4 separate regions of the Mus musculus genome follow, and regions 1, 3 and 4 are each linked to region 2. Evidence: chromatin contacts called from ENCODE Hi-C data. All regions are on one chromosome and are shown on one strand. The core of a region is the stretch at or near the end of the contact, and the rest is flanking DNA. Distances in the headings are between cores, read along the strand shown.

What was found. A loop is a pair of places that touch in the nucleus more often than their neighbours do.
Region 1: a map of T-helper 1 cell shows a loop between it and region 2 (6-fold over the local background). The contact joins the promoter of Marchf6 here to the promoter of Ddx23 in region 2. A Hi-C loop is called at or near these places in 2 of 37 maps with a recorded cell type or tissue (T-helper 1 cell and T-helper 17 cell).
Region 3: a map of regulatory T cell shows a loop between it and region 2 (9-fold over the local background). The contact joins the promoter of Tas2r119 here to the promoter of Ddx23 in region 2. A Hi-C loop is called at or near these places in 2 of 37 maps with a recorded cell type or tissue (T-helper 17 cell and regulatory T cell).
Region 4: a map of T-helper 2 cell shows a loop between it and region 2 (12-fold over the local background). The contact joins the enhancer-like site here to the promoter of Ddx23 in region 2. A Hi-C loop is called at or near these places in 1 of 37 maps with a recorded cell type or tissue (T-helper 2 cell).

What each region holds. Positions count from the first base shown.
Region 1 is chr15:31,527,795-31,533,285 of GRCm38, forward strand. It overlaps Marchf6 (membrane associated ring-CH-type finger 6), which reads right to left and starts at 3,243. Exons shown (of 26, transcript NM_172606.2): 1 at 3,009-3,243. The coding sequence starts at 3,027. Gm41287 (a long non-coding RNA gene) reads left to right here and starts at 3,310. Exons shown (of 3, transcript XR_875101.3): 1 at 3,310-4,143; 2 at 4,321-5,449.
Region 2 is chr15:98,661,292-98,667,518 of GRCm38, forward strand. Ddx23 (DEAD box helicase 23) reads right to left here and starts at 1,598. Exons shown (of 17, transcript NM_001080981.1): 1 at 1,532-1,598.
Region 3 is chr15:32,173,996-32,179,394 of GRCm38, forward strand. It overlaps Tas2r119 (taste receptor, type 2, member 119), which reads left to right and starts at 3,294. Exons shown (of 1, transcript NM_020503.3): 1 at 3,294-4,299. The coding sequence starts at 3,295. The coding sequence ends at 4,299. All of the region lies in intron 3 of Gm32499 (a long non-coding RNA gene), which reads left to right.
Region 4 is chr15:34,045,577-34,051,383 of GRCm38, forward strand. No RefSeq gene overlaps it. Among named protein-coding and RNA genes, the nearest start is that of Gm41290, 11 kb to the left of the region's middle. Within about 2 kb of position 4,101, at least 1 of the 3 ENCODE cell types and tissues checked has a DNase peak (open chromatin) inside an H3K27ac peak, as active enhancers do.

The sequences.
Region 1 (5,491 bases), core at 1,993-4,492, about 67 Mb before region 2:
AGAGAACCGACTACTGTAAGTTGTCCTCTAAACTCCATAACTGCACCATGAAATGGGCACACATACATACATATATACATACTCTCTTTAAATAAATAAATAAATGTAGTAAAACAAATTTAATTTGCTTTCTGTTAAGTCATACTTTCCAAACACAAAACCAACAAACAGTTTATAGACAAAAGAAACAAATTTTATTTCTTTAATTTAAGAAATAATCTACAGGAGCTGGACAGATGGCTGGCTCAGTAATTAAGAGCGCTAGCTGTTCTGGCAAAGGACCTGGGTTCAGTTCCCAGCACCCACAGAGAAGCTTACAGCCATTCATAACTCCAATAATGCCACGGGATCCAGTGCCCTCTTTGGCCACCATGGCACCAGCAGGCACATGGTGCACACACATTCTTGCATTCAAGTCAAAACACTCTATGATACTGTTTTAAATACCCTGCAGTAACTGAGCAAGTAGAATCATTTACAAGCTTTGTGCCACCTTCATTTTATAATGTTTGTCATGAATCTATCCCTTGCAGTTATTTCAAGTCAATTTTAAGTTGTGAAATAAAAAAACAAACAAAACAAACAAACAAACAAAAAACCCTTTCAATTCAAAACTTTACAAAAATGGCCATGAAAACTATTACTATTCACTTTCATATGCCTAAAGAGTTGACTCCTCAGGTAAGGAAAGGTGCCTGGTGGCCTCAATTCAACTCCTAGAACCCATACGGTGGAAGGAGAATACTGGCAAAGGTCTTGTTAGCTTATATTAATAATTCATCCTCCAAAGGAAATGACAAAAACAAGTTACCGCACTCTGGAACACTTGACGAGCCTCATGAACCATCTCTCCAGTTCACTTATGAATAACTACACGGGGTCTGACATGAGTGACTCTTTCTCCTGCCTTTGCCACCTGAGTGAACTTGGGCAAGTTGCTCATCCAAATTAACCTTTAGTTCCTTCACCTGTGTAACAGCAGGTTGCTTCCTTCCAAAACCTGAGAGGTACTACAGTGTTAGTAAAGGGAAAGCACTCTGAGTCCTCACTAAGTGATCAGTTACTTTGAGTTCAATATCCAAATTGATTTTTAAAACATCACTTATATCTTATCCCAATAAAAAAAAAGTACCTTCAAGCACTAGAAGTACCATTTCCTTCATGACATCACACTCAGTTTCTCAATTCCTGAGTTACTAATACCTGTGGTCATTTCATAAATCTGTGAAGTACTAACTGCCCAGGTGGAAAAAAATCAGGTTTTCATATAATATGTCAGTGCAAAGCCAAGTAATACAGATGCTAGATTTAGTCATTAAAACTTAAATCAAAGGAGATTATGTGTAGTTGAGAGCACTTGTTCTTACAGAGGACCAGGTTTTGAGTCCCAGCACACATGGCATTTAACAACGATTAAATACATATGAGCAAAATACAAACAAACTCGAATCAAAGCCAGGCATGGTAGTACAAGATGCTGAAACAGAGGAGTATGGAGAACTCATTTCAAAAACCAAACAAAACAAAGACAGGCACTGAATATAAACGGCTGTGAAACCTACAGAGATGTAAACACAAGATCAACCTGGGCGATTGTTAATCCTCAACAGTTTCTTTCCCAAAGTTCTGCAATGGCAACTAGCTTCACTCATTGAATAGAACCGTACTGTAGCATAATGAAGTGGCAGCGACAAACAATGAAAATAGGGTCAACTGTTTCTTACCACCCGTGTGAACCTTAACCAAGCTATTAAATAAGCCTACATTTCCACAGCCACGAAAGGTAACACACATCCACCCCGCAGGGCTGTCGGGAACGTCAAAGTGAATCAATCCTCCTGTGCATATTTTGTAAACAATACTTTTTTTTAAAAAAAATCAACTCATCACATTATTACTAAACTTTTTATTACTCTAATGACTTCAATACAAGTGCTTGATGGTTCGATTGCATGTAAAGTCGGTAAAATAAAGCCTGAGGTTGAAAAGAACGCTCATTCGAACAAGAATATATCTAAACAGTAAGTATCTGCACTAGTAAGTACATGATCAATAATTTCCTCTACAGACTCACTAATACATCAGTGCCTCTAAAAACTGCTTTAAAACACTTTGCCACAACGTCAGGTAAGCGGCTGCTTTCTACACCCATGTGGCTGCTTTTCTTTCGTGTTCTCTGCTAATTCAAAACAACCGCATCCAAAGTACACGTCCACAAACAAAACAAACAAACCCTTGCTTTGTGGTGACAAGGATTTAGAAGAAACCTAAATATTCGCCTTTCCCTCCTCCAATAGTCTCTAGAAACCGTCCCCTCTCGGGTCTGGTCAGTGCAGTTAGGGTAAGGCAAACAGAGAGCAAGATTTTGCAGCAGGGGTCAGTTCAGTCCACTCAGCAGTCGTCACCTCGCGGGGTATTTTCCGCGAAGTTTCAAAGTCAACAAAGAAGTTGTGTGGCAGAGGTTGGGCCTACAGGACAACAGCAAACAGACTCGAACACGGAGGGGGGAAAAACGAGTGGGGGAGGGGAGTGGAAACGCCCCCGGACTTCGCACTGCGGCCCCCTCCTCCGCGGACCGCGGGATGGCGGTGGCCGGGGCCCCGATCTTCCACACCGTCAAGTCCCCGGCAGCCCCACGCCTCGGGCACCCTATGGTCTCCAGCGCCCCACTTCCCGACATCCCCATGTCTCGAGCACCCCACGTCGCGACACCCCCACGTCCGGGATGTCCCACGTCCCGGCACCCCACGTCTCGGACACCGAAGTCCTGGCACCCCAGTGTCCCAGCCGAGGCTGAGTCCTCGTCGCCCGCGGGAACCGGCGGGGGGCGCGCAGAGGGTCACCTTCCGATCCGAGCCCGCTGGAGGACCAGCTCGAGCCGCGCGCTCGCCCGCCCGCCCGCCCGCCCGCCCGCCGGGCAAGCAAACTGCCCGCGGGATCCGCCGCGAGCGCCTCGGCCCGACTGGAGCGCGGGCGCCGCTGCAAGGGCGCGGGCGCCGCCGCCTCACCTTCCTCGGCGGTGTCCATCTTGTCTGGGGGGCGGCGGTGACGCAGCCGCGAGGCGCCCGCGACCCGGCAGAGCCTCGGGGCCCGAAGGGAAAGGCGGGCGGGCGGGCGGGAGGAGTGGAGGAGGAAGAGGACGCGGGCCGGGCAAGTGCGTGCGCTCGGGTGCGAGAGGAAGCCGGTCGCGGGCGAGGGGGACAGGGACAGCGACTGACAGAAAGCGAGCGCCGGGGAGGGGGGAGGGGCGCGCGGCCGAGCGACGGGCCTGGGCGGGGCGCGCGGCGGAAAAGGCGGGGCGCCGGAGCGCTGCGCGTCACATCCGGCGCGCGCCTTCGCTCGCGCTCGCGCCGGGCTCGCGGAGGCGGGGGCGGGGTGCGAAACACGGCCTGACTGGTGGCGAAGGCTGCGCGCGGGATGGAGACTGAAAACCTAGAGGCAGGCGGCAGGCACCTCGCGGAGGGGCGGCTGCGGCGGCGGCGGCGCGGGCGCGTTCCGGGACAAAAGGAACGCGGAGCGGCGGGAGCGAGCCCGGCGCGCACGCCCGCCCGCCCGCCGGAGCGGGTGTGGGGGACAAAGGGTCCCAGCTTGGGGTACCCGACCGCCACTCCCGGGGCGTTCAGAGTCGGCCCCGGAACGAGCATTTTTGGTTCCGCTCTTGAGTGGTTCTGAGGCACGTCTGAAAGAATTACAGAAGCATCCCTAAGATGGAAAAAGACGAGCATCCAGGTTATCAGAATCTCTCCTGGGGAGGCTTATGCAATTGAGTGGAAAGACCACGTCTTCACAGCTGAAAGCCAACATTGAATCTACCTCTAAGGGAAATGGGTTCAGATGGCGACACAATTAAGGGAAGCTTACCTGGCCAGAACTAAATGGCTGATGAAAGAATGATGAAAGACTCAGACCTGCTCGCATCAGTAGGCCACCTTCCTCACATAATCCTTAGAGCTTTCTCTAAATAAGATAGTACAGATTAGAAGAAAAGTGTTTCCAACCCGGATGCTTAAACGTGCACATAACGGAAAGTAGATTCAAGAAACGGAATTTTGGCCGGGCAGAGGTGGTGCATGCCCTTAATCCCAGCACTTGGGAGGCAGAGGCAGGTGGATTTCTGAGTTGGAGGCCAGTCTGATCTACAGAGTGAGTTCCGGGACAGCCGGGACTACAGGGCTACACAGAGAAACCCTGTCTCAAAAAACCAAAAAAAAAAAAAAAAAAAAAAAGTTATGTGACTGTTTTTGTTTTAACCCCAGGTGTGGGATATGGGGCTGCTTCAGATGGGCCACAACCGTTAACTATGATTGTCTCGTACTCTAGGAGGGGAGTGATCTAAATGGCAGTCTCCAGAGCAGTGGGAGGTGCTTTGAGGAAGAAGAAGTGGGGAGAGGAGGAGGAGGCAGAAGAGAAGGAGGAAGCAGAAGAGGAGGAGGAGGTTTTTGGTTCCTGCTGCTCCTGTTGCTGTTGCTTAATGAGACGTTGGAGATGCCCTGTTGTGGAAGATTGGACTGATCTCAAGAAACTCAATGCCCCTAATGATCAGGAGTAGTCAAAAAGGTCTACATCCCCCTTTCCCTCTAACCTTCCTTCTCTTCTACCTTGATGTACTAGAACACAATAGAATAGACCAAAAAAAAAAAAAAAAAAAAAAAAAAGCCCCCAACAGAAGACAGTCCCTGTAGGTTTGTCTTTGAGATTTCTCACAAAAAAAAAAAAAAAAAAAAAAAAGCTAAGTTTAGCCCCATGCAGATGCTCAGCTCCTGATTCCACACACACTGGTATGCATATCACCTTCATCCTCTGCCCTATCCTGCGCAGCTTGCAGCAACAGGAGTGAAGAAAGGATATGTGTCACACAGAAAAGCTGAGATCTGTGGACCATGCTTACTCTTGTGAACTGGCCTCATGATGCCACAACCCAGAACCTGGCCATGCTTACAGTGAATAGCAATGGAGGTAGGAGTAGGCTAGACCTGATAGGAGTCACTGTAGCAGATGGTCTCACACTGCAGTCATCTGGAGGTAGGAGAAGGCTAGACCTGATAGTCACTGTGACAGATGGTCTCACACTGCAGTCATCTGGAGGTAGGAGAAGACTAGACCTGATAGTCACTGTGACAGATGGTCTCACACTGCAGTCATCTGGAGGAAGAAGCTGCAGTTACTAGTTTCTGCACACACTGGCCAATTGTCCGTAAACATACTTGGACCAGAGGAAGACCTTGCTATGCCTCTGAGCTTCACCAACAAGGAAAGTTTTGTCAGTTCCCATGGTTCTGATACACTGGGGTCCTTGACATGGTTGTGTCTTTGTCGGCAGTGCACACTTGCTCAGGACTTCATCCACACCCACACATCACTCCCTACACACCAGTAACCGTGAGATCCTCACACCACGTGAAGCTATTATGCAGGATGACATGGTCTTGAACCTACAAAACCAAGCTAGGTAAGCCTCTTCTCTCTTCCCCATCCCTCGCTCTGGGACATG
Region 2 (6,227 bases), core at 348-2,847:
CGCCTTGCTGTGACCTCCTCAAACACTAGGCACTCAAGTGGTGCACAGACATAAACACATGAAAAACACCCATACATACCACCACCACCCCAAAAAACACAAGAATGAGGAGAAGTCAAATCATGAAATTGTTAGAAACCAGGGCAAAGGTGCTTGGATTTCAACTTAAAACCAAGAGTAGGAACTAGAGATTTGGGGGGGAAGTGGAAGTTACTGGTGACTTTCACTACAGCTGTAGGGAAAAAAAGGAAAAGGAAAACAAAATAAAGACAGGGGGCTGGGGAGATGGCTCAGCGGTTAAGAGCACTGACTGCTGTTCCAGAGGTCCTGAGTTCAAATCCCAGCAACCACATGGTGGCTCACAATCATCTGTGATGGGATATGATGCTCTCTTCTGGTGTGTCTGAAGAGAGCTATAATGTACTCAATCCACTAAATAAGTAGATTTTAAATAAGAAAAAGAAAGAAAGAAAATAAAGAAGACACTAAGCTTGAATGGCGTTTGTCTGGGACAGAATGAGAACTGTCAATAGAAGCAAAATACACTGTTAGGGGCCCGTGCAAAGGCATGTGACTCTCAACGTCATCTCAACGAGAACATTTGGAGAACTTTAAGCAGAGTATAATACGACCAAAAATTACATTTGAAAAGAATTACTCTGGTGACTTACAAGGAAATATGTAGACTTGGTTTTTGTTTTTTTTTTTTAATTACAGAAAATGCTTAATAGTCTACAAGTGTAATCATAGCACTAGGAAGGTGAAGGCAGTACTGAGCGTCCAAAGACAAAATGGACTAGGCTGCATACTGAATTCAAGGCCAGCTTAAGCTCCAAAAGACCCGGGCTCCAAAAGACCCTGGCCGTGCTTCCCAGTTCTCTGTAGGGCAAAGGCCAATTGTTTTCATTTAATTGTTCATCAAGCGCTACTATATATGCAACATTCAGCTGTAGGCCCCGTGGAAACTACAAAATGAAATTCTGTCCACAGGAAGCAGCAGATGGCACAAGACACGCCAAGATAAGAACGTTCAGGCGAAGAATCCAAAGTTGCCGGTCCTTTCCATTCGTAAAGAGGATATGGAAGGGCCCACAGAGGAAGTGGCTCGTTTTAAAGTACGAGTAGAATTTGAAGATGTGCAACTGTGGGTTAGGGTTAGAACTAATCTCCGGCCGAAGCACTAGTTGGCAACCCCGAGCCGGAAGGCATGGGGTGGGTTCTGGGAGCACATTAGAGTTCCTGTCTGGCCGAAGTAAGGAAACAAGAATTAAGTCAGACTGACGTATAACAAGGGCGATGTCCACGGGCCAAAGTCTAGGCTCATAATACAGTCCTGGAAGTGGCCTGTGCCCTGGGCAGCCAACACTGCTCCCGGGGCCCGCGCCCCTTTCACTCTTGCCCGCCGGAGCTGCCCTGGCTCGTGCCCCTTCCCTGAGGCGTTCTTCCCCTTCCGGGCTGAGGCTACGGCTATCTTCCCGCTCCTCACCCACTCTCCAAACTCGTGGGAGCCGCCTCCACCGCCAAGACTCACCACCCCGCGCCTGAACCGCCTAACGCGGCCTCAACGTCGCCGAACAGTCGCCATCTTTCGCGTTTCCAGATCACGGAGGAGCACCCAGGCCGCGCGGCAAGCCGGGAAAGGGAGTTCCTGGGCCTGCACCACGCGAGCTGACGAATAGGCCCTGAAAACTACCAATCCCAGAATGCACGGCGCGAGGGCCGGCCAGGCCGTAAGGTCTTCTGGGTAATGTGGTTTGCCAAAGGTTCGGTGTTTGTAGGAGAAAGAATTTTCCAAGTGTTGTCTTTCTACTTACAAGGTTCTTCCGCAGCAGTCTTTCTGGAATCTTCTAGTAGGTATTGCAGTTGATTTCAGTCAAAGCTGGCAGCTTTCAGCGAGAAAGTTTATACGGTAACAAATAATTTGCTTTTTTTTTTTTTTTTAAAGATTTATTTATTCATTATATGTAAGTACACTGTAGCTGTCTTCAGACACACCAGGGAGTCAGATCTCATTACGGATGGTTGTGAGCCACCATGTGGTTGCTGGGATTTGAACTCTGGACCTTTGGAAGAGCAGTCGGGTGCTCTTACCCACTGAGCCATCTCGCCAGCCCCCCCCCTTTTTTTTTGAAAAGTGTTTTTTATAAAAATTGTGAGAGAGATTATTGCCTCCGTGGATGAATGGAAGATAATGAACTAAAGATTAGTTCACTGGAGTAGCTTAGTACTTCACAATGAAGGTAGTACAGTTTTCACAGTAGAACTACTCCAGTCACAGGAGTAACCTTGGGGCCCCGGCAGGATGAATGCCTGAACAACCCCAGGGTACCCACTGTCCCCCTACTCCCAATAAATAATAAACTAACATTTCAGAGGTTTCCCTGGAAGGACTTCCCCCTCAAGTATCTTACTATTTATTCAACATTCCTCATGGGACCTTGCTTCCTCGTTTCCCTGGTCTTCAGGAACTGCCCACTTGGGCTACTTGTTATTGTTGATGTCTTCCTTCAGGTTCTCCATACATCAGTCCACCGAATTTTTCTTCTAGTCGTAGACCCACTTCCTTTCTCTTGGGTTCAAACAGTACCGTCAGCACCCGCTGAAACAGAATACAACATTGTGCGAGGTAGGATGGTTGAGATTAACCAGGGTACCCACTGCCTCCTTTTACATTTTCCATCCTCGGGTTTGCTTTAATCCCACATAGTTGTTGGTCTTTCTACTTTAAATTTATTCTATTTTTATCTGCATTGGTGTTTTACCTACATGCATGTCTGTGTGAGGGTGTCAGATCCCCTGGAGCTGAAGTTATAGACAGTTGTGAACTGCCCTATGGATGCCGGGAATATGAACCTGGGTCCTCTGGAAGAAAAACCAGTGCTCTTATCCACGGAGTCATCTATCTCTCTAGCCCCAGGTCTGGTTTTTCACTCTGGGTATTTTTTCAGTTCTCAAACAGGGTCTCAGAATACACCCTAACTAAAAAACTCAGCTACGCTGACAGTGGCTCAATGTCCTATAAGGAGACTTTTGGAGAGCTCTTGTAGCCTCTGATATTGCAAATTCTAGTGCAGGGAGGACTTGGTCAGTCTGAATCTACTGGGTATAATGAACACTAGAGGGCTCTCCACTCTCAGAATTAAACCCTAACACCACCACCCCCCCTTTTAAAGAAAATAAAAAATAAAAAGGAAAGAAAGAATTTTTTTTTTTTTTTGTGGTTTTTCGAGACAGGGTTTCTCTGTATATCCCTGGCTGTACTAGAACTCACTTTGTAGACCAGGCTGGCCTCGAACTCAGAAATCTGCCTGCTTCTGCCTCCCTAGTGCTGGGATCAAAGGCGTGCGCCACCACGCCCGGCAGAAAGAAAATTTTAAAAAAAGAAGAAAAAAATTCACACACAAACCAAAAACTTGACTGACCAAGGATTGGTTGGAACTTTTAAAACCTTCCGTTATTGTTTGACAGTCTTCCAAGTGTCTGGCTCCAGGCTTGACACTTAGGCTAAGGCTTCTTGTGTTAGTCATCATAAAACTATGAACTGCGCATGACCTTAGTGATAAGGAAAGTATAGCTCACTACATCTCCATTCCAAGTCCACAAAGTTGAAGAACAGAAGGGGATCTGAAGCCCAGGGGTTCACTTGATCTCTGAGACCTTACCTTTCCTTATTTCAAAATACTATTCTGTATACACATACACAATTATTGATTATTTAGATTTATTTATTTTGGTTGTATGTGTATGATTTGTTGTTTTTTTTCCTTTTTTTTTTTTGTCTGTATGTATATATGTGAACCATATGGAGTTTCGGACATAAGGAAGCCAGAAGAGGGTGTCAGGTCCCCTGTAACTGGAGTCACAGAGAGTTGTGTGCTGCCATGTGGGTGCTGGGAATCAAACCCAGACCCTCTGGAAGAGCAGCCAGTGCTCATAACTACGGAGCCATCTCTCCAAGTCCTAAATGAACACTTTTTTAAAAGAGTAAATTGAGGGGCCGGGGAGATGGCTCAGCAGTTATGAGCACTGACTGCTCTTCTGAAGGTCCTGAGTTCAAGTCCCAGCATCCACATGGTGGCTCACAACCATCTGTAATGAGATCTGACGCCCTCTTCTGGTGTGTCTGAAGACAGCTACAGTGTACTTACACTTAATAAATAAATAAATCTTTTTTTTTTTTTAAAGAGTAAATTGAGACTCAGAAAGTTGAAAAGGCTTGTCTGAGTTCACAGTGGCCCTCTCCTAGTGCTTTGTCTGAGTTCACAGTGGCCCTCTCCTAGTGCTTTGTCTGAGTTCACAGTGGCCCTCTCCTAGTGCTTTGTCTGAGTTCACAGTGGCCCTCTCCTAGTGCTTTGTCTGAGTTCACAGTGGCCCTCTCCTAGTGCTTTGTCTGAGTTCACAGTGGCACTCTCCTAGTACTTTGTACTTCTCAGGACACAGCTAAGAAAGATACCAATCTGCAAGATTGATTTTGCTTTTCTAGCTCTCTTACAAATTATTCTTGTGACTATTGTTGCTGTGTTTGTGTTGGGTGTTATGTGTATTGTGCGTTCATGTGTATAGGCACAGGCTTGCCACACACATGGAGATCACATGATAACCCACAGTCTCAGTCCTTGGCTGTCTGTCATCTTGTTTCCACCTTCCATCACACTGTGAAGGTGCTGCGATTATGGACATGTAGCAAGGCAGCTTTATGTGGGTTCAGGGATTTGAACTCAGAAACTCATGTGTGCAAGGCAAGCACTTTAACCACTGAGCCACTCTCTAGCCCTCAAGATTATATTTAGTAAGGATCAAGGCCAGTTTCCTATTTAGCAACATGGCTAAAAATAAAGGGTTCGTGTAATATAGTTAACAGTGAGGCTAGGTTTGAATCCTGACTCAGTCACTAGCAGTATGATATTCTGCATATTATATACTATATATAATATAGTATATGCATATATGTGTTAGCATATTATATAACATTATTATATAACATATTATATACTATATGAATTTTATATTATATGTGATCGCATAATACATATACCATATAACATGCATATTATATAGTATATAGTATTTTTTGCATCATTTATAAAACAAAAATAATACTCCTTGCCTTACAGGATGAGCTAGAAAGGCACTTAAAAGTTATATTCTTGATGCATGCCTGTACTACCAGCACTTGTGATGTTAGAAATATCAGCCATTGGTTCAATGTTACCCTTTGCTACATAGTGAGTTCAAGACCAATATAAGCTGCATAAGACCCAGGTGGTGGTTGTGCATACCTTTAATCCCAGCAATGGAGCGGGTGCAGAGGCAGGCAGATCTCTGTGACTTCAAGGCCAATCTGGTCTACAGAGTGAACCAGGGCAGCCAGGGGGAGGTACACAAAGAAACCTTGTCTCCAAAAACCAAGAAAACAAACCAAAACCAAAACAAGACCCAGTCTCAACTCCTACCCTCTCCACAAAATAAACAACAAACAAACAAGAAAAAAGCATATTATGTTGTCAAATATAGTGTCAAGTGCCAACTCCTCAGAAGGCTGGCCTGAGAGGACCATTGAGCCCAGAGTGGGAGTCCATCCTGGGTAACAACTCAACAGGGAGCTCCCTCAGAGAGAGAGAGCTCAGAGAGCGAGATTGAAAGCAAGATGGACAAGGAGGAGGAGAAAAGACAAAAGAGAAAAGAAAACAAATTTTAAGTGTGCATTTCAAAGCTAGGCTTGGTACCCAGGCATGGTGGCACAGCCCTGGAGTCCCAGCACTTAGCAGGTAGAGACAGGAAGAGCGGCTCAAGAAATTCCTCTGGTATGTTGCAACTTGAAGCCACCCTGGGCTGCAGCAGCTGGGCATAGTGGTGTGCACATCTTTGATACCAGCCCTCAGGAGGCAGAAGTAGGCAGGTTTTTGTGACTTCTAGGTCACCTGCGCTTATATATAGTAAGACCCTGTCTCCAAAAATGTTCTAGAGTTCTACATTTGGCTGCATGGCTTGGGCACAATAATCTCTCAAGACCTCTTTGCCTGTATAGCGAAATAGGCAATCGCTCAAAAGGTTATCACAGATAATATAAAGTGCTCTGACACACGGCAACACTAAAACAAATATTAACTAGTTTTCTTTTTGAGGTTAAGTTTGCTTATTTAAAGCAGATGCATCAAACAGGGCTGAAGAAGTAGTTCAGCAATTGAAAGCACCTGCTGTTCTTGCAGAGGACCTGAGTCCAACTC
Region 3 (5,399 bases), core at 2,044-4,543, about 66 Mb before region 2:
CGGGACTGGAACTCAAACAGGATAGGAACCTGGAATAAGGAGCTGATACAGAAGCCATAGAGGGATGCTGCTTACTGGCCTGCTTCCCCTGGCTTGCTCAGCTTGCTTTCTTATAGAACCCAGGGATGACACCAACCACAGTGGGCTGGGCACTTTCACCTTGATCACTAATTGAGCAAATGCCTTACAGCTGAATCTCATGGAGGCATTTCCTCAAAGGAGGCTCCTTTCTCTGAGATAACTCCAGCTTGTGTCAAGTTCACACACAAAACCAGCCAGTGCAATGACAAAAATTGTAATAGAAAAGCTGTAGCTTAATCCTTATAACTTGTGGTCCCCCCGCCCATGGTGTCTCTATCCTTCAGGCTGGTTCTAACAAGTTACAATGAACTATCTGAGAATCCAGTAGCCTCTACAGATGCTAGGATGCAAGAGGCACTTAGGGTTGGGCATGATTGAACTTCCTGGCAGATTGTGTGTTCCCTCTTCTGTTTTTCTGTCAGCATTGAGAGGTCATACTGTTGCTCTGGGCTCAAGCCTTCCTTCTGCTCTTTTGTGCTATGCATGCTCTAGTGATCTAGTTTGCAATGGCGAACTGTCTTTGGCCCATGCTGGAAGCACATCAAGGACTGATCCATGCTGTAAATAATATGGCCATGCTAAAAGAGACAAAGTGAACTGTTAGGGTTGTGTGCCTGTTGGTCAGGACTTGTGTCTCAACCTGCCCTCTGCTGTGTTGTAGTTGAGTTTGGTTCTACTTCACAAGCCAAGCAATGAATGGATGAGTGAATGCATGAGTGAGTGGCGAGCCTCATGGTGCTTAGGGCAAGCAGTCACGTTTGCAATGGAAGCAGAAGGCTTGAATGAGAAAATGAGGAAGTCCATGGGGTTTTTTCCTTTGGAGTTCACAGCTTCTCTCTGCCATAGATGGGTGCTCCTCCACTTTGCTTTCTTAGCCAGCCATGTGCAGAATGATAGTGCTTTGCATTGAAGGTCTTCCTTTCAATAGAGGAAGAAGAATGACTCTTGTCCCATCAGGATGCTCCTCCAACTTGGATCTATGTGGGAGTGTCCACTCCCAAACTGCCTCCCTTGACTGCTGCCTGAGAGCTTTCCTGTTGCTTCCCTCCACCTCACCAAAGATGAGGCAACCCTACATGAAACTGTTAAGAATTCACAGAGCAATAGTGTCTTAAGGAGAGTGACTGCCACTTAATTTTTCGTCCTTCCTCTTCTAGTTGTCTATAAATAAGGTTCTGGGGAGAATCCTGTCTGACCCCCTGGGACAAAGTAACATGTTTCCAGAAGGAGTTACACTTTGTTACAAGATCTGGTGAGCATTTTATTAAGTACTAAGCTGGAAGTTTTAATTTACCCAACGTTTATAAACTGTCCTCATTTTTCACTCTGCCAATGAATTCTCTAAGGAACTCATATTAAACACAGGATTCACTTATTGTGCCTTTAGTATGTCTTAGTTAGGGTTGGTATTGCTGTGAAGAGACACCATGACCATGGCAGCTTTTATAAAGGAAAATATTTAATTGGGTCTAACTTACACTTCAGAGGTTTAGTCCATTATTGACACGGGGGCACACAGGCAGACATTCTCGCTGCAGGCAGCAGGAAGAGAGAGTGAGGCACCAGGGCTGGCTTGAGCTCCTAAAACCACAAAGCCTACCACCAGTGATACACTTCCTCCAATAAGGCCACACCTACTCAAACAAGGTCATATGTTCCAATCCTTTCAATTAATGTCTCTCCCTATGAGCCTATGGAGGTCATTTTTATTCAGACTACCACACCTTCGAGCAGCACCTGGAAACAGCATTGTTCTTGCTTTTGTTGGGATTATGGCTTTTAATCATGATTATTTTGTCACCAGAATCATTTGGTACTGTCTGGAAATGTCTTTGATTGTCAAAGGCTGGGGATGTGATGTGAAGTGATGGTGTCATCTAATTGGCAGAGTCAAGTCTGAGAGCCATTCGAAATTGATTACATGGGAGTTCCTTCCATCTACCAAATAAAACAATTTTTCATTTCAAACTCATTGAGGATGAAACCAATATGGGTTAGCTCAGCAGTGGCATTCTCTAAACATTACAATGCTTGCTTGTTTTACTCTAATCTGTGGAACGGTTACAGCAACCCATCACTTTCCCCTTTACCTCCTGGCTGTTGTAAGGTTTTCATTATTTTGGAAGGAAAACCGAGCAAAGGTTTCAAACATTGGGTCATCATGGGTGATGATTCATGCGGATTCTGAGCAAGGCCTTCATTTCCTTATGTGTGACCTTCCTTAGGCTTTGCCCAGTGTCTGTACATATATACATACATATACATATATATATATATATATACATATATATATATATATATATAAACTGTATTACTAAGCTTTGTGCATACGATGTTACATGTTCATCTTAAGGGTGCTCATTTGTGTGGAAACCAGGGTCCAACCATGGGTCTTACTCCTCAAGGACGTGGTCCACCTTGTTATTATGAGATCTGGCTAGGTTCAGCTCAAACAGCTTTGTTGAGACCATTAGACCGAAGAGTCTGCTAATCTGACTTACCAGTGAACCCAGAGATCTGTGGTCTCTGTTTCCTTGACGCTGGAGGGCAGGTAAACATGTTATTGCCACAGCTACTGTTCTTAAAACTGTGACTTCTGGGGGATTGAACTCAGGTCCCCGTGCTTGTGAAGCAAGTATTTTACCCACTGAGCCATCTTCCAAACACGTTTTAGCCTTGTGTTTTATCATGTATGGCTTGTTATTTAACAGTGTTTGAGGTGATCCCGGGTTGCTGGCTCTGCAGCCTAGAGAACTAATGCAGAGGAAACTTATATTCCCACCTCCGTGACGTCACTCTGACAGAAGTGACTTGTTTTTGTATGATGCTCCAGGATGCCTCATTAGCATTGAGGACAATCATAATTAAGTAAGGCAAGGCATGAAGGTGGTCCTCACTAGGTACCTGGAGGCTTCTGGTTGCACGATTTACTTGTGATGGCTCTGACACTTAAGAAGACCTGAAAAATGCAAAAGCTGTCATAAGGCACAGTTCGTTTCTATGGTATCTCTTCCTTATTTGACTGACATTGAGTTGAGAAGGCAGCACTATAAACAAATGGGCCCCACCTTCCTCTTCCATTGTCTTTGGGTTGGCATCATCTCCAAAGGAACCTTGGTCTAGTTGAAAGGAAGCAGAAATCATACATGGCTGAGACTGTGCATAACTCTATGTATCATTTAAAGAAGTCATTGGTTCTTCTATTTTAAAACGATGGAAGGTCATATGCTCTTCTTCCTCCTGGTTGTGGTAGTGCAGTTTTTAACTGGGGTCTTGGCAAATGGCCTCATTGTGGTTGTCAATGCCATCGACTTGATCATGTGGAAGAAAATGGCCCCACTGGATCTGCTTCTTTTTTGCCTGGCAACTTCTCGAATCATTCTTCAATTGTGTATATTGTTTGCACAGCTGGGTCTATCCTGTTTGGTGAGACACACGTTATTTGCTGACAATGTTACCTTTGTCTACATTATAAATGAACTGAGTCTCTGGTTTGCCACATGGCTTGGTGTTTTCTACTGTGCCAAGATTGCTACCATCCCTCACCCACTCTTTCTGTGGCTGAAGATGAGGATATCCAGGTTGGTGCCATGGCTGATCCTGGCATCTGTGGTCTATGTAACTGTTACTACTTTCATCCATAGCAGAGAGACTTCAGAACTTCCTAAGCAAATCTTTATAAGCTTTTCTTCTAAAAATACAACTCGGGTCAGACCAGCGCATGCCACACTACTCTCAGTCTTTGTCTTTGGTCTCACACTACCATTTCTCATCTTCACTGTTGCTGTTCTGCTCTTGTTGTCCTCCCTGTGGAACCACAGCCGGCAGATGAGGACTATGGTGGGAACTAGGGAACCTAGCAGACATGCCCTCGTCAGTGCGATGCTCTCCATTCTGTCATTCCTCATCCTCTATCTCTCCCATGACATGGTAGCTGTTCTGATCTGTACCCAAGGCCTCCACTTTGGAAGCAGAACCTTTGCATTCTGCTTATTGGTTATTGGTATGTACCCCTCCTTACACTCGATTGTCTTAATTTTAGGAAACCCTAAGCTGAAACGAAATGCAAAAATGTTCATTGTCCATTGTAAGTGTTGTCATTGTGCAAGAGCTTGGGTCACCTCAAGGAACCCAAGACTCAGTGACTTGCCAGTGCCTGCTACTCATCACTCAGCCAACAAGACATCCTGCTCAGAAGCCTGTACAATGCCATCTTAATTGTCCAACCTGAGGCTTAATCATTTCAAAGGGTAAATTGATGATCAAAGCCCAACACATGATATGACATCAAGGTCCATATCCCAGTAGTCATGTGGAAATATCACCTTGCAAGATGATGTCATTGAGAAACCAGGGCAAATGGAGTCTAGGTCTTTCAGTATGATTTGCTGCAGTGCATGCGAATCTGTAATTTTCTCCAAGTAAAGCATTTAAAGAAGAGTAAAAGCCCAAGATGAACTTATAATACCAGAAGGGCAGAACACTAAAACATCCCGTGTTCATTGCCTAGATTCAGACCCTGTCCCAGACATGAATGGGTTGATTGTGTATATCTTGATTACACGAATCAAGAATATCTTTTCTGGTTTTTGTTTTTGTTGTTGTTGTTGAAGTCACATACAGTAAGGCTACTCTTCTTCTTCAAGTACTAAAGGAAGCTGAGGGCAGCCAGACCTTCTCAGTCCTTGAGAGCATGCACATCTACTCCAAGACCAGAAAACTTGGTATACATCTCAATGACTGATAAGAAGGATGATTGACAGAGAAAGAGGAGGAATAGACCGACTTTTAAGAGGTGGGAGAGTTGAAGGAAGAAGACAAAGAGAGAAGAAAAGAACAGAGCTTTTCATTTCCTATAATTGTACACCCTCAATAGATAATGACTTGTAAAGAATTTTCACTTTGCATTTGTACACTCAGCCTGGGGGTCCTTTTGATTGATAGCAACAATTTGACATTCCCACATCACATGTCTTCCTAGTGAAGCAACATTAGTAGGTATGGATGGGGCTCATGGTGTTTCCATCTGCTTGAAACACAGATATATTTTCTCTTTGGAAGATGACTTTGGAAACTAAGCAAAATAGATGTGTGTGTGTGTGTGTGTGTGTGTGTGTGTGTGTGTGTGTGTGTGTGTGTGTGTGTTGTACACAGTCAACCTCAGTTGCATACACACACTTCTAAAATCAACTCAGAATCCCTTTGCTTTAGGGGCTGATGTAAAACAAGCTGTCTCACGATTGTCTTTAGTTTGTATTTCAGGTGTGATGGTGTAAAATGTATCTGTGTTTAGAGGTGATCATCACCAGGAGCACAGA
Region 4 (5,807 bases), core at 2,851-5,350, about 65 Mb before region 2:
CTAAGAAAAAAATAAAGTCCAGAAAGTAACTGCTTTGATAGCATGGGGACCTGAGTTATAATCCCATCACCTGTGTTAGAGCCAGATGCAGTGATGCACATCTGTAGCCCAGCAACACACACACACACACACACACACACACACACACACACACACACACACACACTGTAAGACTCCGGGGAGCCTTACCTTACTGGGGACCCCCTGAGTGAACCACGGAGAGCCAATATTGATGCAAAAAGCAAGAGGAATTTATTGTTCCAGTGCACTAGGGTTGTCCCAGACCCAAAGGAGAGACTGTGACCCCTAGCAACCATTCGGCAAGTTTTTATATGGTTTCCAGGGGCAGAATGGAGCATCAGCAACTAGGCACAATATGATTAGCTGAACAGTGCACTCTTTAAATTGATTGGTCTTTAGGGAATGAGGTGACAAGGACTTCCCTCATCTGAAAGTGGACAATGGTCTGTCCTGCAAAATGTGTCCCCACCTGCAGGTCGGTTCTGCCCTGTTGTCTGAAAAATGTTAATTAGACTCGCCCTTCTGAAGGGGCAAGTGTTTCATGACCTTCCCAAAGTTTTTAAGCTGACCCTTTCAACACCACATGCTCAAACTCTGGGGAGAGGGGGCAGAGGGGGCAGAGGGGAAGGAGGAAGGGGGAGTAAACAAAGAAGTTTTACTTAGAGCCATTTACTTAATGAAGATAAGTTATTATTTTAAAATAGAAGTCTACAGTAGAGCTAATAATTTTCCTTTTTCACATTTTCCTGATTTCATTAACACTCAGAGTTTGAGTAAGCCTTTGTCCCAGAGCCCCACCCCTAACTGCAATACACACACACACACACACACACACACACACACACACACACACACACTGCCCAGGCCGGTGGTGTGGTTTCACCCTAGTCATGGGAGTCGGGTATTCCCCCTCCCAGCCCTCTAAAAATAGGACAAAACAGGATCCCTCCCACCCCACTACTTCCTTTCTTCTCATCACAAACACTCCACACTACTCTAGGTTTGAAAACAAGGAAGTCCCTGATTAACTGCGCCAGACACACCATTCCTCCCTTCTCTGTCACCATTTCCCTTTTTGCTCTGCTGAGATAAAAGAATGTCCCTGCACCCGCCCTGACGGCCCCTTACTTTTTCATTGTCTCTCATGAGCCTTGCCTTCCCAACTAGCAAGTTCCTCCAGAAATCAAGAATCATGTTTCAAAATCCCCACCTCCACAGAGTGGCCTGCCAAGAAAACTCAACTTGTCCAACTTCTGAGCTTTGTGGTATTGGCTTCAGCTCCTCCTGACCCCACTCCACTCAGTTGTTGGAATAAACTTGATATGAATATTATCTCAATTTCTTTTTAAACACTTGTTCTCGTTGCTAAGAACAAACAGATGACACTCAGAAGGAGGCCACTACATCCTAACCTTTGGAAGTGAACACATGGCAAGTTGTCAGAACTGAGTCAGAAATGTCTGTCCCCCTTCTGCCGGAATAAAGAGGCCAGGGTTCTGCTGGCATGGGGAAATCAGCAGAGCAGCCACTGGCTACAGCACAGGGCAGTTTTTGCATCTGCTGAATGATGAAAGGGATCTACAACAATTGCTACAGCAGCTGTACTTTTCCTTAGCCAATACAAGAAATCCCCTAAAATGAATTACTATTAATACAATGTGCAGATAAGATAATGGCAGAATTTAGTAATGCATAAAATGTAGCAAAACATAACTTCTGATTTTCTCTAATACACCTTAGAAATTTAGGTTATGTTGACAAAAAAAAAATCACATTTATACTGGATAGGTGTGAACCTTTAACCCCAGAAACACTCCAGGAGCAAAGATTTCCCTACTAGTTAGTTTAAGGCCAACCTGGTCTACATATTGAGTTTCAAGTCAGCTAGAGCTACATAATATTATCCTCCATCAAAAGAGGAAAAAAAAAGCATTGATTTGTTATCTCTTTGTGGGGGAGAAGGTCAGAGAACAATTTGAAAGAGTGCTCTCTCTTCTTCAAATCATTCAGGTTCCAGGGTTTGAACTGAGGTCATCAGACTTAGCAGCAAGTGCCTTTATCTGCTGAGTCATCATATAACCCTCTAATTTGACAATCTCTTTAATAGACCTTATATTGCTTTATGTTCACCTCACAGAATTCCTTCCAGTCAGGAAAATAAACATGGAGCTCATGTTAAAGATTTATTCATGGCACTGGTAGCATAGAGGAAGAGGGCTTTGCCACAGACAGTTCAAAGCATTTATTATCTACTTAGAAAAACACAGAAATAACAATCACTCTCAGAAAAGCTGGAGGTAACATATAAACAAGCATAATACCAAAGGTCTGTAATTATTTTTTTATAATACCTTTAAATTTGAGTGGCCAGATAGAATCCTATTAATAGTTATTAATATTTGAAATAATTTTTAGAATAAGAATGCCCTATGTTTTTTTTTTTTTTTGGTTTTGTTATTGTTGTTGTTGTTTCGAGACAGGGTTTCTCTATAGCCCTGTCTGTCCTGGAACTCACTTTGTAGACCAGGCTTGCCTCGAACTCAGAAATCCACCTGCCTCTGTCTCCCGAGGCCCTATGTTTTAAAAACATGTTTTCATTGTGTATCTGAAACTAAGGTTTAACTGGGCATCCTGTATTAATATTTGCTAATTCTGACAACCTTAAAGTTGAGAAATGTAGAGTACAGAAAAAGATCCTAGGCCAGTGGAGTTGGTCAGACAAGCTTCCTGGAGAATGCAGGTTTTAAGGCAGCTGCCTGAGGACAGCTTGAGATGGAGACAGAGAACGTTGCATCTGAAGGAAGGTCATGTCCTTGACACTGAAATGGAAGTGAACAAGTAATTCCTGGTTGGGATGGTGACCAAACTGGCTTAGCTGGTTCCCTGGATGGATGAGAACTACAAACTCCAATGTGAGAGATCCTCTCGCTACCTTTGTTTCTTCTATGTGAGCAATCTTCTGGTTGGACTTTTTTCTATGGGGTTTGTGAAAAAAAAAAGATAATGTTGCTATTATTCACAGTGATATAATTTTTACTGGGTTCTCTATATAAACCAAGACCAATTATCAACAGTGTGGACACAGAAGCATTTCTCTTTACAAGTTATACATATGTATATTAACATTAGCCTTGCATTGGGTACACATCTTTTTTATTTTATTTTATTATATTATATTTTATGTGCTTTGGTGTTTTGCCTAAATGTATGTTTGATGGTGCCAGATATCCTAGAATTGGAGCTACAGCCAGGTATGAGCTGCCGTGAGAGTGCTGGGAATTGAACCCAGCTCCTCCAGAAGAGTAGCCAGTGCTTTTAACCTTTGAGCCATCTCTCCAGCCTGCATGGATATACATCTTAATGACCAAAAATGATTTAAATGATTTTGAACAGGGTATGTGTCTACAGTTCCAGAAGGCAGACATGGGAAAACTACAAGAAAAATCATAAGTCTGAGATCAACCTGGGCTATGTGGTGAAAGACATCCTATCTCATGATGGAACAATTTCTGAGATGTGCGTACGTGTGTGTGTGTGTGTGTGTGTGTGTGTGTGTGGTGTGTGCATGTGCGACTGTGAGAGTGAGAGAGAGAGAGAGAGAGAGAGAGAGAGAGAGAGAGAGAGAGAGAGAGAGGAGAGAAATCCAATAACAGTCTCAGTGTTCTGATACCTGCTGATACTTGGGAATGCTTTTTGGTTTAGGTCAGGAGGATTCGGGGTTAAAACTGAAGTCTTTGCACTGAAGGAGCAAACCTAAGAATAAAGAGGATTACTCTCAGGTGCTAAGAAACCACTAAGTAAATAGAGGTATAAAGAAATAAAATTCCAAACCGGGTGTGGTGGCACATGCCTTTAATCCCAGCACTTGGGAGGCAGAAAAAGGAATATTGAGCCTTTCAAGAACTGAAAACAAAGGCAAATTGCTTGTAGATAGGCCAAAAGACAAATGGTCCTTAAGGGAATATGAATTTGAATAGGAAAATTTTAACAATAGAGAACAGACTGCCTCTTAGATTCATGATGTATGAAGGTTGATACAATTCGAGAAGCCATCACAGGACGTTGGCACAGGCCCAGCTGGCCTGCCAGGAAGACCATCTGGATGGGACGGAAATGTCTACTACACATTGGCCAGACGGACATGAGCCCTGGGGTGTTTATAATTGTAGAACTACCAGATAAGGTTGATGAGGAGCACCATCAACCCCAAATCACAAGGTCTCCCAAAGACCGAAGCCAGTTTGAGATATGAAAGGAGACTTTTCAGAAACAATTAGCTCAGCTGAGAATAAATTATTACCAAGTTCTTGAACTTGACCTGAAGTTCATCCCTGGTCTGATTAAGGCCAATCCTACCTTTTCCCTGCACGTAGCTCAGCAAAGCTCTCACTATCACTCTGCTTCAATCTGGAGTTTCAGACACTAACTCCGACTTGAAATATAGCTTTGAAGTTGAAAATTGTTATCTCCTTGAACATTCTGCTGTGGGAGAAAATCACTCCCAGAGTGTAGTAGAGACCAGATCAATTTAATTTTTCACTCTTTCAGGAAACAGAGAGAAATATTTGAAAGGTTTTTAAGGCAGCAGAGATAAAATATTTAGCAGTTTAAAAAGTGATTTTTTTTTAAACATCTAATTTTATTCTTAGAGAAAGGGAATGTGGCGTTTGAATGAGAACAGGCCCATATGTCTGTGTTTGAATGCTTAGTCCCCAGATGGTAGCCCTTTGGGGAGAATGAGAGGATGTGGTCTTACTAGAGGAGCTGTGTCACCGGAAACAGGCTTTGAGGTTGACTCTTACACTCTGCTGTACTCATAGATCAGTATTCTGCACAGCCATCATCAGAGAAGGTTCCTCCTGCAGTAGATAAGACCAAACACAAAGACCCACAACTAGATGATGTGCAGAGAGTGAGACATCTTGGACCATCCGATCCTAAATGAGATGTCTACATCAAATTGTCTTTCTCAGGACTCAGGGAACTCTATGGAAGATTGTAAGAGCCAGAGGGGATGGAACACACCAAGGAAACAGAACCTTCCAGAGACAGCAAAGCTGAAGCCCATGTGAATGCACAGGATGCACAGGGTATGCAAGGATCTAAGCCAGATGGGGTCTCAGTGCTGAGAGGGGAAATAGTCATGAACCTGTGATATAAAACATTATGTTTTACATTTAAATTACTATGCTTAAGAGGTCTATCAAACAAAATCGCCTCTATCCTAAGAAGCCCCACTTGTTCAAGGACAGATATCTTCCCAAAATGATAGGATCCATTCTTGTAATTGCCTGACCTTGTTTGGGCAAGATAATGGTCACAACTCCACTGCTTCTGTTTCTGCAAACAACGCTTGCTTACTGGAGACATACAAGCAAGATATCTATTGCTATCTGAGCCCTTGGTTGAAGGATATGTACCTGCACTGAAACACAAGGTAACTTTATGGGACCTTTTGCCTTTATAAACCCCTGAAAGACCCCCTCCCAAGAGGATCTCATAAGGGGTAAGTTTAAATCGTCCTGGGGTGTTCCGAACTCGAAACAGGGCAAAGAAAAGGAGGGCTGTCCAGTCTTTCCCACCGGTCTCCAAGGCCAATTTGGTGAGGGTCTCATTTAGGGTTCTATTCATCCTCTCTACCTGACCTGAGCTCTGGGGTCGGTAAGCACAATGTAATTTCCAATTAATCCCCTGCTGAGTGGCCAATCCCTGATTTACTTGGGCAACAAAGGCAGGTCCATTATCAGACCCGATTACCTTGGGTATCCCGAACCTTGGGAAGATTT